2 separate regions of the Mus musculus genome follow, and region 2 is linked to region 1. The links are chromatin loops, found by intact Hi-C in ENCODE. Cell type or tissue: heart. All regions are shown on one strand.

Region 1 (8,000 bases):
GACCTCCATACACACACACACACACACACACACACACACTTAAATTTGTGTAATGCTTTAGTGGTTTTGTAACTGTTAAAATGGGAAAATAAAAGGATGCAAATAATGAAGAGAGACCCATCTATATACTCATTAGGATCCTCACAAAAGCGTTGTGAGTTGGTAAAAGTCCATATAGTCACCGTTAGAACAACAAACAGAAACCGAGAAGATCACATGCTTGGTGACGGGCGAGGTGAGAGCCAGGCAGTGATTACATTAGAAACTGTCTACCTCCTGGTCCCTAAGTCTTTTTGTTTCACCCGAGGAATATTCGATTTCCCAACAAGCTGCCTCGGTAATAACTGGACAGCAAGAGTTTTCAAGGAGCCTTCCAGTTTCAAACATCTAAGTCTCTTGTTTTCCAGTCTGCTGGTCAGACCCTTCCTAATTGTCTTTGAAACATAATAACTTCTGCTAGCTTCATCCAGATTTCCTGGGATGTCTTTGCAATGCCAAAGCCAGCGGCGGCAGTCATATGTGCGCGTTTGGGTTAGAAGTATTTGGCAACACCAACGCTTCATAGCACCATCCTATGATACAGAAAATTATGTTACTACCCACATCACGTGAGCTGAAAACTGCCCTGATGTTGTTTTTATTAATCTTTTTCCTGTTTCAAATCCTCCATCAGGCCTTTCTGCCAGGCTTCTGAAGGGTCCCAGACTCATACTTCCAGCCCAGAAATGTGTTCCTTCTTGGGTCACTGGAAATTCTTCAGAACGTCTGGCATGAAAACATATTGCCTTTAATTAAAAGGTTATGATTTGTGTGAATTCTCATTTAAGCCACTGAAAGAAATCTGTTCTTTAAAACCAAAACTGTTAACACATTAAGACATGATGCTGAAAAACGGTTCGTGTTTTTAAGACTACTTAAGCAAATGAAAATAAGCTGCCTGGTATTGAAAAAAAAATCTGCTCATATTTAGTAAAAAAAATCCTTCACTTCCAAGTAGAGGGGCAAATTTAGTACATGTGTGCCCAATTAGCCATGAAGACTCAAGTAGCCATGAGCCGTCCCAACCATCTGCCTGTTGATGTTAAAGCCTATTAACACGAATGTCATTTAAACAGTTAAAAAGTAATAAAGTACATAACTCAGATCTGGTAGAGCTTGAAATATGATACCGTTGTGTACTAATGCCAAATCAGCTTTGAATTATGGTTCCAGTAAGGTTAGAGACAACTCAAGCATGTTAATTAGTGATCCACACACTCAAAACTCACTTTTTTATATATGGTATTCAGTCACACCTCTTTGCTCATGAGCAGGAAAACAGTCTCTGACATTCAGGGGTGAAAGCCATGTAGAGCCTCCCGAATTCTAGACCCTAGAAGTACCCAATATTTCCTTCCTCATCCAAGTTAGTTCATCTTTTAAAATTATAGTTCAAAGTAATTTCTCCAGGAAGAGTATTTAAAAGGACCACTGGGGCAGAAAAGTCCGGTGGTTACGGAGAAAGAGATCATCAACAGAATCACTTCTATCTACACCATGGTTGTTCCAACTCCGAGGACATGTCCACGTGGTCCCAGCGAAGACAGACCACACCGCGCTAGGAGTGGGGTCGCATTCATTCCTACTGTAAGGATAAGTACCGACTTATGTTCCTAGCTTGCATTTCAGAGGCGGCTGCCACGTCCTCTGAACACAGCTGAACCCATCAAGAAGGTTCTGAGACTGGCAGACCTTGCTTTGAGCTTCACAACTGCAGGTGTTTAGGATACTAAGAAGCATTCGTAAACTAAACCTGATCGTTGTGGGAGGCACACTGAGCTCCGTTGTCTCATCAAGTATGCCATCTTTTAAAACAGCTGTAAACCTGCTGCTCTTTCCTTCACAGCACAAAGCCAGGTCTCTGCCACCCATGGAGTCCAAATCCTGCTTGTTCCTGTTCTGAGAAACCCTTGCTGTTACCCACACTGGAAAAGGAGAAACGTTATTGCTCTGCTTTCCAGCTACCATCTAACCGCTGGAAAAGAGAAACATCCTAACCAAGTTCAGACTCATCTCCTTCCCCTCTTCAGAACTGTATCAGAGCCCAGCTGGACCACGGCTGTATCCTCCTAACTGGTCCCTCGGTTTGACTCTCTCATCTTCCACACTGCTGAAGTGTAACTGTCCCAAAGCCCAGTTCTGATCCAATGACTGTCCATCAAAAAGCTCGGATCTCTGATTCTCTACCTGTCAACAGAGCCAACGTCGTGTTTTTAGCATGGGATTTAAGATCCTTTCCTGTCACTGCCCACTCCACCCCTACGGATCTGTAAAGCCTGTTCCTACTGTGCAGATCCCTCCAGCTTCTCCATGGGGCACCATCCCCCTATCCTCTGCATGGAGCACCATCCCCCCTCCATCCTCTGCATGGAGCACCACTCCTTCACCCCATCCTCTGCATGGAGCACAACCCCCTCCCTCCATCCTCTGCATGGAGCACAACCCCCTCCCTCCATCCTCTGCTTGGAGCACTGCCCCCTCCCTCCATCCTCTGCATGGAGCACAACCCCCTCCCTCTATCCTCTGCATGGAGCACCACCCCCTCCATCCTCTGCATGGAGCACCTCCCCATCCCTCCATCCTCTGCATGGAGCACCTCCCCCTCCCTCCATCTTCTGCATGGAGCACCACCCCCTCCCTCCATCCTCTGCATGGAGCACCTCCCCATCCCTCCATCTCTGCATGGAGCACCTCCCCCTCCCTCCATCCTCTGCATGGAGCACCTCCCCCTCCCTCCATCCTCTGCATGGAGCACCTCCCCCTCCCTCCATCCTCTGCATGGAGCACTGCCCCCTTCCCTCCATTCTATCATCTCATCAGCCTTCTAGGCTAAAATTCTACCAGTATTTAAAGGCCTACAAGAGATAAATTCTATGCTTTCAATGAAAAATGCAAAGAGCACTTCCTGGGTCACAAGCAATCAATAATGTCTGCTACCTCTGTTACTGCTGCTGTGTGACGTGACCTTTAATCATCAGGACAATATGGAATTTTAACTGTGGCTCCCATGACAACAGTGGAACATTTGTTTCATAGTTATTCACCTATTTATAGAAGCCTCACATCTCCTTATCAACTATGAACTCCTTTAAAAAAAAATCTCATTCCACAGTCTCTGTGTCAGAATGCAAGTCCTACCTCACACTGTACAAGTTATAGGAAAAGATTAATTATTGCATCCAGCCACAAGGGGGCAGAGTTGGGCCACTGTTAGTGCAATCACCCTACAATTAGCAAAGGCTTCAGAATTGAAGCTTTTCTCCCTAGAAATTGTTTGTTTATTTAAAGTAACAATGGATATTCGTTACATGTGATTTGGACTGTATGCACACTGACTGGGAAGATGACTCTAAAACCATAAAAAGTTTAAATTAACAACCAAGTACAGTATATATGATCCAAGTTTGGTAAAGTGTTAAATTTTCCTCCCACAGGGGGAAAAAAATCTAAAAAATATCCACCAGGTTGTAGCAGTCCTCATGACCTGGAGTGAAGGTGGACTGCTTCTTTCTTCCATGTTTCCTCTTTCTAAATTTTATACAGCCAATCCATATTCATTATGTGACCAAAGGATGCAAGGGTCTTAGCTTCCTGTCCCATTGCTATGATGAAATATCCCGGCAAAAGCAACTAAATGGGGAGAGGCTGACTTGAATCACTGTTCCAGATTACAGCACGTCATTTGGGAGATGTCAAGGTGAGGCAGTAGTCACAGAACAGTGACTTCACGTACACGTGGGCTGTCACTCAGCTTGCTCTCTCTATACCGTCTAGGATCTCCCTGCCCACGGAAGGGCGCCACTCACAGTGGGTGGGTCTTCTTACCTCGATTACCATAGCTAAGATTCCACAGACATGCTCACGGGCAATCCTGGACAATCCCTCACAGAGACTACTTTCCCTGGTCATTCTAAATTGTGTCAAGTTGGTGATTTACATTAACCATTGCAGGAATTTACTTTGGAAAATCTCTAAGCAGTGTTTAATTTCTCTTGCCATCTCATCTCCAATCCCGAGTCTGATATACTTAAGAGTAAATACAACATCTGGGGTAGTTTCTGATAGAATAAAGCAAGAGATTCCCACACTCTCTTGGTACATAGTATCTTTACTGTGTCAGTAATTTGCATGGTAGCCCTGGAATGGAACATATACTAAGAGTTCAATTTGTTCAGTCAATGAATTAAGTATCTATGCCCTAAAATTCAGTAGCTGCTTGAAAAATTAGCACATATGAAAGTTTCAATGTACTATTTTTATTCCATTCTTCACTAATCACAATTACTTATTAGGCATTGAGAAATCAACAAGAATGCCACTACTCTTTATTTTAACAGCTCAATGAATTTTAATATACTTAATATCCACATAACCACTGTGCCAATCAAAAATACAGGAAACTCCCCCGTGTCTCCTCCATTGCTGTTTCTTATTCCACTGAATTTTACAAGGAACTCTATGTCTATCAGACAACCAAAGGAAACCAAGCATCCTAAAGATATGACATCATGGAGAGGCATGCTGCGCAAGTTCACTTTGAAACTATGAACTACTCGGGCCAGTAGTTCATGGACATCCCACACAGAGGTGCTGAGTACAGCTGTTTTCCTCCAACATTGTAAAGACCTCTCAGCCACCCTGAGTGTACACTGTGCTGCCTGCAGTACCTCAATACAACGTGGGGACCCACAGGTACAGAAGACAAAGCTAGTCTCCCTGAATAAAATGTATCAACTGCCTACTGCTAAAGCAGCCTGAACATATGGAATATCTACAAACTACAAACTGGTTTTCTCTGACTCAAAACCTTTCCTTGGGGAGAAAAGGACACCATGGAAAGGCGAGCTGAGGGAAGCGACATTTGAGGGTTGTTACATTACACCCCTCTGTCCCACCTTCCCCCTTTAGCTTTTTCCTAATCTACCCTTCTATCCATTCAAAGTTATGACCCAACAGTAGCCCCCAGTCAGTATGTGTCTGGGAAGCAAGTATATTCCTCCTCTGTGCAATCCAGGCCTGGCTTTCCAACCAGTTCAGCTGACTTTTCAACCTCTGGACAGAAATACCTGAGGCTTTGCCAAGACCTGGACTGCACAGGGCCCCAGCATAGAACTACTGCCCCTAAGATAGCCCTTCTCCCTACAGAATTCATCGGGAGCCCCGCCAGGAGTCACTGCCTAGCTCCTCCCACATAGTCCCACTCAAGTACACAACTACAGCTACCCATGGCCACTTCAAAATGGAATTTAGAACTTATGGACTCAATTTGACATCTTGGTTTAGTGAAAGGATTTGTAATTTCTCTATCAACTCAGACCTAATTAACATAGATCCAGGAGGAATCCCCATTATGTATGGAAGGCCAATCCAGGCAATCCAGATGCCCAAGTATCTAAGGGTACGTGAATGAATAATAAATAATGAATGGTATATCTACAGAGTAGAGCATGACCCAGCCTTAAAAAGAAGGTTCTGATCTATAGCACAGCTGAACCTCGAAGGCATTATGTTAAATAAAATCAGCAAAGTGCAAAAGCATATGTGTTTGTGAGGTTCCTATACGATGTTCAGATTAGTCAAAGCTATGCAGAGTAATAGAAGGGCCATGACTGGCGGGGGGTGGGGGTGGGGCTGCAGAAGTTACAGGTTAATCAGTTCAGAGTTTTGGCTTTACAAAATGGAGTCTCTGAGATGGACAATCCTGGTGGTGACTGTTGCTCAACACTGTCAGTTTCCTTATTACCACTGAACACCTAAAAATGAGTCCAAATGGTACATTTTATATTAAGTTTATTGTGTTAGCTTTTTAAAAATCACAAGAATGTCTTTTTGTCATGGAGAGCCTTTGATTTTACTAGCACCATGTCCTTGAATGTCCCCAGGGGAGCTGGCCCAGTCCTGGAGATGAGTTCATCTGATGATCTAGTGTTAAATGACACACACGATGTGTCTAAATGTAAGGACCCTGTTTTTAAAAAACAGGATCCAAACAGGAATACTAGCCGAGCACCAAGAATAAGTAGAAAGAGGGCCTCTGCCTTCTCTGGGTCTTTAAAAGAGTAGTGTGCATCGGTTAGAAGGAAGATGCCCCGGTAATGTTCCAACTCCTCAGAGACACTTGTGAATTCCTCACCCATCTTCCTTTCAAAGTGTATACTGTACCCTCCATTGGCTATAAATCCATGGCGACTGGAGCCTAGAACAGCTACAGGAAGGAAATAGGCAGGTTCCAGCCTTGACACCTAAACCCAGCCTCCCGGGCCTGGGCTGCTGGTGGGAGGCATCCTGGCTATAGCGTGGGGCAGAACAGGCACCAAATGTACAGCAGAGCACCCGGCTTTCTCCTTTCCAGGAGGCCCAGTCTGGGTACATTTCCAAAATGTGTCTTACGGAAAGTACCCAGAGGAGGGATGGGGTTGCATGGTCACCCAGGGAAATGGCAGAGGATACATCCTCTTTCGGGGTTCAGAGAAATCCTGTGGCTGGAAAAAGCTGTTCAGCCTCAGTTTTCCCACCTGTGAACTGGATGCAATAACTGCACTTCCTCACAAAGTCATGCAAGAATAAGGCAGGTTGTCCAAGTTAATGCCTCAGTGGTCTGAGGAGAACTGAAAGGCAGCCCATCGCATGGGAGAGCAAAGGTTTCATGCTTTAACTACATACTGAGCAAATGCTAAAACACTTACAAACACATATAAAGTTTAAGGAGCCCCAAAATAATGAAGCTCATACGCAGTCTGACTATGAAAACGTTCTTCTTTTACCTAGCTGTTGAGCTCTTCCTGACCCTGTTCCCCATCTCCCTCATAAAGGAGCCCTTACCTTGTCTACAGTCTATGATTATTTTTGTCACTTGTCCCATTACCATGTGCCACAGTCTGTTCTAGACACTCCTTCTGATCCTCATGGCTCACCCTATAGACATCAGCACCACACTGATAGCCTCCCACAGAGACAGCTTGGAAGTGACGTGATAGGGCTGTGAACCCAGGGCCTGTATTTATGAAATCTAATGTTAGCAGAACCCTGACACAGCCAGGCTGGAAACACGCTTCCTGCTTCAAAGAGCAGTCATTAAACATCCACCATATGCCAGTGCTGCCAGGTACTGGGCTGGACAGTCTAAGAAAGAACTTTTTCCCTCGCTGGCTACTGGCATTTCCCAGAACATCTGGTTCTTTCAGCACTGTTATCTCTACACGCTGACTTGACATAGGGCTTTGGCTAGGGGCCCTGTAAGGTCCTCAGCTGCCTTGAGTATCAAGCATTTCACTTCACATCAGTAACTTCCAGGGCTTCTCGACAGTCGTCCATCCAGAAGGAACTATGGGAAATTCCAAAGTTTCTTCCTCTATCTCCAGCTTGGGGTTCCTCAGAGGCACACAGGCGTACATGTCCTCTGCCAGCAGCCTTGTAGTCCAGCCCACGAGGAAAAGCCTCAACTTTAACAGCATGTCACTCCCCTAATTATTCCCTGCGCCTGGAATCCAACACAAACAGAACATCTTTCACAAGCAGCTCCCGCTATGCACCAACCTTCGAGCCTCCCGTGAGCAGCAGGATGCAGGAGGTGCTAAAGGGTCAGGGGGCTGATATGGCTGCCTGCCCCCAAGCCTGTGGGAGAGAGAGAGCCCAGCTACTCTCTACTCCAAAGGTCCCAGCCAACAGAAACTGCCCCAAGCCTCAGCTGCCTCCACGCTCCCAGGGTGAAAGCAGAATGTTGTATGCGAGACCCTAAAAAGGCCAAAAGAGAGCAGTCGAGCCTGAGCCAGGTTACACTGCGAACCCTTTACAGGGAGGGTTGAGAAAATTCCAGCCCCAGTAGACAGTGGGGATGCAGTGGGGGGTGATGTTCTCCAAAAGAACAGCAAATAAACTGACCCCTACTCTCCAGAAACCCCCTCCTCTCTCCCTCCCCTTCTCCCCCCCCCCCCCCCCCCCCGTCTCGCGCTCTCTCTCTC
Region 2 (8,000 bases), 380 kb after region 1:
ATTTCTAGCTTCTCCACAGTCTGATCTCCACTGCTTAAGTAAGGTGAAAGAGCAGACTCCATTTTCCAGACCGCTTAAGCCTCTAGGGCGTGGGGCATGGATAGTGTTTGGAAGGAAACAAAAACAACGTCTGCAAAACATATGGAAATTCTTACTTGAATCCATTAATCAGAATAAAATAGATAATAGCCTTTCAGGGAAGAAAACAAATTTGGTGAAAAGTGAATTAACTGGAGACTAGAAAGGAGTGGGAATGCCATTTCACTGTGCTCTGTTTCAACTGTATGAAGTTCCAGGCTACTCTGGCCAAAGAGCAAAATTTAAATAGCGTTCCCAAGAGTAACAGCGCATGCTGTTTGGACATGAAGAGTGTGGTGAGACACTGTTCTCCTATCTTCTCACACCTCGAGCTCTGGGCCTCTTGAATTATTTTTAATTATATCTCTCACACAACATTTTTAAATAGAGAAATTTTCAAAATTTAACTTCATCTCATGACAATTAAGGGTGCTTATGCTCTTGCTGTTTCAAAAAAAAAAAAAGAAAAAAGAAAAAAACTCAACGAAAAGTTCAAGATCTAAGATTATTTGTTCAAGAAGGATGAACTTTTTAGCTGTCTGGGTATATGGGTAGCTACGGCCAAAGATATCTAATAAAAGCAGAAATATTCTGAGAACAAACACAATTTGTCACATTTTGTTTAAATTTACATACCGACACTAACCTAGTAGTATGGAAGATATTAAGCATCACAAGTATTCATCCACTGGAGGCTTATTAGTTAGCAGAGTGATGATATCATCACATGTCAAACAGCTTCTGGAAATTTCCACTGTAAACCCAAGGAGGGAAAGAATGAAAGTAAAAGAGGTGAAACCTTGCATTGTTGTCGTGGAAACAATTTTGACTCGGGGACATATTTGAAAGTATTTTTGTAGACAACCCAGACCTGGTGAAATACATCTGAGAACTTTGTAATTGCTATTAATTGATTTTTGGTCATGTGACAATGCAAATCACTAACAAAGTATATTTTCTCGGATGAATGCTATGTTCTCATCCCTGGACCACCCTGCGAGAACAGCTGACCGAAGGTAACCTCGGGAGGGCGCTCTGATAGGCCGCCAAAGTGTGAGCGTCCGGGTCTCAGTCGAGAAGGGCTGGGGACCGAGAGCGGGAGGTGGAGCGCTGCCAGGTGACCTCCTCGTCCGGTAGCGGTGGGAGTGGCTCCAGCACACAAGCTGGGCCCCGTGCGGCGCACGTTCCCCGAGCGCCCCTGCGCGGATCCTGGGCGCCTCTTTTGCGTCCTGGTGTCGCCTTGGAGCCGCGAAGAGCTAGGCTCCGACTGTCGCCGAGATCCAGAGGCGTCCGCGACTCAGGGCCAGGCCACCTCTCGGGCCAAGCGGATAACTCGGTTCCCGCCCAGGGGCTGCTGGAACATGCGCCCGGGGACACAGGTGCGGCGACCAGCGGCGAGGCGGGGCGGGGAGGAGTGGGAGAGTCATCCAGAGACGATGTCTCGACAGTGGCATTCCAGCACCTAGCTGCCTGTCAGCGTGGGCGAGAGTCGCGTCTGCCTGGGCCAGTGTCCGAACTCTCCTCCGCAGCTTCCCGGGAGTACCTTTTGTTCCCAGGCGCTCCGGAGGTGCCACCTGCCCGGAGCGCCTTGGGTCCCATAGATTAAGAGCGACCCGTGGGGTGCAACAGGTCGTTGTTGACTCAGTTCCGACTAAAACCCAACAGGCTGAGACTTGGCCTGCTTCTTTTCTTTTCTTTTAATGTCGTTGTCACTTTTGTTTTAGTTTGTTTGACAGTTGCTAGACTATGTTTCCACTTCTGATCGTACTCAGCCAGCTGCCCAGACTTACCCTCGCAGTTCCTCATTGTATCAGAAGCCTAAAGGATTCCGAACATGCCCCAGAAGAAGGTAAGCAAGCATGGCTGCCGATTGGGGGAAAACACTTCTGAAACCAGTTGCGGTCTACTGTGTAGATCTCAAGCCAAAGTGTGGTAGGGGGAATTACACGCCCCCGTGAACCACAGTGCAACAGCATATCCTATGTTTTAATTTGTGGCTTTCTTGTTTAGAGTTGTGGGTTTTTAACTATAATATGTACAAACGTATCTCCCTTAGTAAACAGATGTTTAACACCTGGTTTGTGGTTGACTAAATTGAAAGCCTTTTTCGAAGTCCGAAAGTCAGTGAGTTGTCGTTTCCTAGATGAAGCTGTGTGTTAGTTATAAAGAGGAAGGCTGCTTCTTGGAAGACTGACAGGGAGGCCAGACTCTTGTCAGGACTTGTTTGTGCACCGCTGGGAGTCCCCATATAGACAAGTGCTCTACCGCTGAGCCACATCCTGTCCCCTAGTCTGGATTTGTGAGATCCAGAGCAAGGGCTGGAAGGTAGGATGACCCTTCTGGTCATTGTTCCAAACGTTGTGTAGATAAAGGCAGATGCTTGAGAGATTAAGTGTAGTTTGCTGGCCCAGGATTTTCGGTTACAGGTCACAAATTGGTTCCTGCTTCCATTTAAAAAGCCTAACCTGGCAAAATCTGAAGTGAGAAGGAAAAAAAGAAAAAGAAAAAAAAAAGCCCTAGCTCTCCGCTTCCTTCCCCCTACTTAGTCACTGGCTTTTGCCACAAGCACCAGCACCTTGGGGTTACTCAACTCACACATTCCTGTCCTTTATTATCCCTTATCCCCTTTATCAGATCCAGTTCTCAGTAGGATCTGCCATTAATACTCCTGACAGACATTTTAATGATTGATGAAGTGTGCTCCCTCACTCCGTGTGTGTGTGTGTGTGTGTGTGTGTGTGTGTGTGTGTGTGTGTGTGTGTCTGTTAGGAAAGGGCAATACTTCGGCCTAAAGGAATCACATTCTAACGGTAAAGTTCTAGGCAATTTGAAGAGGCAAATTTGAAACATGAGAGAGGTTGTTAGAATAAAAGGGGTCCTTGTGTTTCCCCGAGCCCCCCATTATCCCTAAGTCTACCTGTAGTAATGGTCCATGCTCAGGTAAGACACAGAGACTGTTCTCTGGGATGGTTGTGAGTGCATTCATTTATACACATGTCAGGCACTGGAGTTACTGTCACAAACATAAAATAATCCAGAAGTCAGAGCCAAGTGCAGAGGGCTACAGTTGGTTGCAGGAAATGAAAATGAGTCAGGAGTCATATATAAGCACACTTTGTGTGTCAGGCCCTCTGCTGGCCGCTAGAGATGGAGAAAGGACTGTCATTCTTGACTTAGGAAGAGCTTTCTTCTGAGCCAAGAACATGAAGCCCTTCATTCTAATTCCATTTTTCTTTCTTTCTTTTTTTTTTTTTTCCATTTTCTATTAGGTATTTAGCTCATTTACATTTTTTCATTAAAAAAGTATTTAACAATGCAAATGATAGATGCTGTGCTAGATTAACCTTAGAATGAGGATATTTTTTGTTTGTTTTGCTTTGTTTTTATTAGATATTTTCTTTATTTAAGAAATGCAAGCCAGGCAATGGTGGCGCATGTTTTTAATCCCAGCACCTGGGAGGCAGAGGCAGGTGGATTTCTGAGTTCCAGGCCAGCCTGGTCTACAGAGTGAGTTCCAGGATAGCCAGGGCTACACAGAGAAATCCTGTCTCAAAAAACAAACAAACAAACAAACAAACAAGTGCAAGTCCCTGATCTAATTACACAATCAAAGCTTAGTGACAGAAGTGAGACGGGAAGGGAGGCCCCTGAAGCACACAGGAAGAGTAAGCAGCAGCTGCTCACGCTGGGAGAGCCTTGTGAGACACAGGCACAGGCAGAGCTTCCCATCTGCACATGAGACAGTCTCATGGGAATGCTAGAGGCACACTACCCCTCCCCTTATCTTCAGTCGGTGTGTTCCAGCCACCACACCACTCTCACCCCTACCCCTGACCTCCCAGCCCCCACCCCTCCACCCCCACAGATCCCTGAGACCTCAGATAGTACTAAAACCTGTGGATAAACCTGACATACCATCAGACATGGTCTGTTCAAAATGGCTAACAGGCAGGGAGTGGATGCTGTGACAGAACTAAATGGAAGGGCAGGAGCATATTACTCAGGATGCTGTGTGATTCTTCCATTCTATATGTTTAGGCATTGGCTGGCCTAGGGTAACTGAAACTATACAAAGTGAGATTGTAAATCTGGAAGTGATTATTACTGAAACTGAGGGTGGGGAAGGGAGCCCCCAGAGAGGTCTGCTAAAACTCTTAGGACGCTGTTGAAACAGAAGGATCTCATTTAGGAAACAGAAGAGAAGGATGGAATATCTTAGTAGTGCTTTTGTAACAATGGGCTGCATGGACAGGCAACCTCTTAGGAGCATTCAGTACAAGAGAAACACAGGCTCAAAAGTCATGCACACCCCCCACCCCCCACCCCCCACCCCTGCTACACACACAGTGGTCAAAAGGAAGGAAGAAGGTAGCAGCCCTCACTGGGAGCCCTGGGCACTCCAGGGAAGTTTGCTGCTTAACAAACAGAAGCAAACTTGACAGCGTTTCTCCTGAGAGCATGAGGCAAGCAGGGGAAAACGGAGCTGGCCTTGAAGGTTATATATAAGGTTAGCTTGAATGTTGTTATAACAGAAAAACTGTCACTAGGACCGGGCCTGAGGCTCCATGAAAGAGTGCTGGCCCAGCACATGTGATGCCCTGGCTTCCAGCTCCAGCACTGCCAGGAAAGAAGAGTAGGACATTAACACTCTGGAATAATGATAATAATAATAATAATAACAATAATAATAATAATAATAATAATCACAGAAATCATATTGCTGTCCCCCTTCCTCGTTTTTTGCTATCAACTTTGCTGTGTAGCCCAGGCTGACTTCCAGGTCAAGGTCCTCCTGCCTCACCTTCTCAAACGTTCCGCCTCATTATAGTTCTAACTAGAAGAGATCCCACAAAGTACTGTGGGCATTTATCTGGAGGGTGGGATGAATGGATGTGAATTAATCTCCTAATTAGCATATGATTTTATAAATTTAGGAGTATAGAATTCTGTCTTTTAGTATAAGCTTGTATAAAACCCTCAACCTATAAATGTTAATTTGGGGCTGGGGAGACAGCTGAATGGGTAAGAGCTCTTGTTATGTAACCCTGACAACTTCCACCTTGATCTACATCACTCATGAAAAAGCCACAGATTCATGTACCTGTAGCCCCAGTACAGGTAGAGTCTGGGAGTTTGCTGACCAGGCAGAATAACCAGTGTTACAAGTTTCAGGTTCAGTGAGAGACTCTCCCTCAGAGAGTAAGAGATGGAGAGAGATGGAACAGGACACCTAACATTCTCTTCTGGCCTCCAGATGGGTAGGAGCACCAACACATGAGCACACATATCTCACATACAAATACACACATGTGCACACATAAACATACATTACAAACACACACACACACACACACTCAAACACACATGCACCAAAAAAGCATAGTAACTTATTAGTAATAGGCCCTCAGTTGGATCCTATAAAGAAAAAAGGTGGGAAGGAAAATTATTAGGGAACTAACCTTGGGAAATAGAGTCGTCTCATCCGCTGTTTACAGTGGAAAAAATCATCTAGAAAGATAGTCATCCTTTAATAATTTTTATATTAATAATTTGGGGCATAAGCACCTCATGTATTGTCTGGAATTGCCAACATTTCCCAGGATGCCTTTACGGATGCTACTTGCGGAGGCCAATGTGAAAGGCATCCAGGAGAGGCTGGTACAGTTCACCCAAGTCAAGAGAATGATTTCTTTTTCCTCCAGGTAAAACGGGAAGTTTCTGCATTATCTTTATTGCGTTTGACATCTTTTTTTTTTCTTTTTCTCTTTTAGTCTTTGCGTCAAAAGAAGCAGCAAACATCTTTATGCACCGCCGCCTCCTGAACAATAGGTTTGATCTAGAACTCTTCACTCCTGGGGACCTGGAGAGAGAGTGCTATGAGGAGTTCTGTAGTTATGAAGAAGCCAGAGAGATTTTGGGGGATGATGAAAATACGGTAATTTGTCTAGAGATATCAATTATCTGAAAAGTTACTTCATTATACTTCGAGAAAGTGGCATTAAATACATTATAGACCTGTGGGATTTATTTTTTTAAGATTTATTTTTATTTTATTGTTTATTTATTTATTTATTTTTGGTTTTTCAAGACAGGATTTCTCTGTGTAGCCTTGGCTGTCCTGGAACTCACTTTGGAGACCAGGCTGGCCTTGAACTCAGAGATCCGCCTGCCTCTGCCTCCCGAGTGCTGGGATTAAAGGCATGCGCCACCACGCCCAGCTATTTTATTTATTTTTATTTTATTTTTATTTGAGTGCAGTGTAGCTGTTTTCAGACACACCAGAAGAGGGCATCCGATCCCATTACAGACAGTTATGAGCTACCATGTGGTTGCTGTAAATTGAATTCAGGACCTCTGGAAGAGCAATCAGTGCTCTTAATCCCTGAGCCATCTCTTCAGACCGACTTGTGTGCTTTAAATAAAATCAAAATTGTATGCCTATTACCTCTTTCCATTTCTTAAAATGCTAAGTAAGTCTCTTTAAAGTTGGCTTTGTATACGTAATTAGCTAGGTTTATAGTAATTAGCAAATTGTGGGCTATACTGTAATTTTGTGTTTAAAATTTTTAAAAACTATTTATTTACTTATTTATTTTGAGATATGGTCTCTTTGTATAGCTCTGGATATCCTAGAACTTCCTCTGTAGACCAGGCTGGCCTCAAACTCACAGAGGTTCTCCTGCCTCTGTTTTCAGGGTGCTGTTATTAAAGGTGTGCCCCACCAACATGCCTGGCCATGTGTTCAGTGGTTATTATATTTAAAAATGGTCTCAGGGCAGGTGGATCTTAATTCAAGATGTTATTTGAAGATGGTTCAGAGACTACAGCACTAGAAGGCATATGCCCTTGGGTTCCGCCCCCAGCAACATCACTAAGACATTATTGGAGCTAGTTCTTTGCCTGGAAGCATCAATCACTTGAGACTCAGCTCAGGTTCTCCTCTTAGTGATCTTACCTTTTTTGATTGCCCATATCTATAGTTCAGCTATTTATTGATAATCTCCTATGTGCAGGCACTGGGGATGTTATATATTTTTTTAAAGATTTATCTCATTTATGTGTATATATGTGCCTGTCTGAGCATGTACACCCATGTACATATGTGTGCATATGGGTACACATGGCTAGAAGAGTGTCAGGTTCCACAGAGCTGGAGTTAAAGGTATTTAGGGGATGTGCTGCTTACTGTCCGGATGCTGGGCTCTGAACTCTGGTCCTCGGGTTTGTACAGCAAGCTCTCTCAACCACGCAGCCGTCCTTCTAGCCTCTGGCACCATGGGCCCTGGCGTCTAGGATTTCACTGATTTGTCTATGTGATTTAAGGGAGGATTTTTTTTCTTTTGTTTTCTTTATTTCCTTTTCTTTTCTTTCCTTTTTTTCTTTCTTTTCCTTTTCTTTTTTTTCTTTTCTTTTTTTTTTTTTTTTTTTTTTTTTTTTTTTGAGTTGGTGGGCTCAGTAAATGGAGATCCTCCTGCCTCTGCTTCCTGAATGCTGGAATAAAAACATGTACCACCATACCTAGCCTAAGGAAGAAAAAAAAAAAAAAAAGACTTATTTTAAAAATGAATTTCCGCCGGGAGTGGTGTTGCATGCCTTTAATCCCAGCACTTGGGAGACAGAGGCAGGCAGATTTCTGAGTCTGAGGCCAGCCTGGTCTCCAGCGTGAGTTCCAGGACAGCCAGGGCTATACAGAGAAACCCTGTCTCGAAAAAACTAAAAAAAAAAAAAAAAAACAAACTAAAAATGAATTTCCATTTTATTTTAATGTGTATGCCTGCTTTGTCTACATGTATATCTGTGCATCACTTGTTTGCTGGTGCCTGAGGAGGTCAGATGAGGACTTCCCAGTTCCCTGGAACTGGAGCTATGGATGGTTGTGAGGCACAGTGTGGTTACTGGGAACTGAATCCGGGTCCTCTGCA

Evidence for each region. A loop is a pair of places that touch in the nucleus more often than their neighbours do. Peaks named below come from ENCODE experiments on the same cell type or tissue, not always from the same donor. Only the 100,000 strongest peaks of a DNase experiment are listed, where the experiment ranks them.
Region 2: a loop joins it to region 1, with 3 times the contacts of the local background. A loop is called at or near these places in 2 of 42 quality-filtered maps.

What each region holds. Positions count from the first base shown.
Region 1 is chr2:105,225,751-105,233,750 of GRCm38, reverse strand. The region is part of intron 1 of Them7 (thioesterase superfamily member 7); the gene reads right to left. Among named protein-coding and RNA genes, the nearest start is that of Them7, 5.4 kb to the right of the region's middle. In heart, a CTCF peak has its summit at 3,230 (motif pointing right); a DNase peak (open chromatin) is centred at 5,160; H3K27ac peaks cover 607 bases; H3K27me3 peaks cover 1,024 bases.
Region 2 is chr2:104,843,003-104,851,002 of GRCm38, reverse strand. It overlaps Prrg4 (proline rich Gla (G-carboxyglutamic acid) 4 (transmembrane)), which reads left to right and starts at 1,153. Exons shown (of 6, transcript NM_178695.5): 1 at 1,153-1,457; 2 at 1,803-1,927; 3 at 5,850-6,013. The coding sequence starts at 1,825. In heart, CTCF peaks have their summits at 1,055, 1,258 and 3,219 (motif pointing left); a DNase peak (open chromatin) is centred at 1,242; H3K4me3 peaks cover 1,431 bases; H3K27ac peaks cover 610 bases; H3K27me3 peaks cover 117 bases.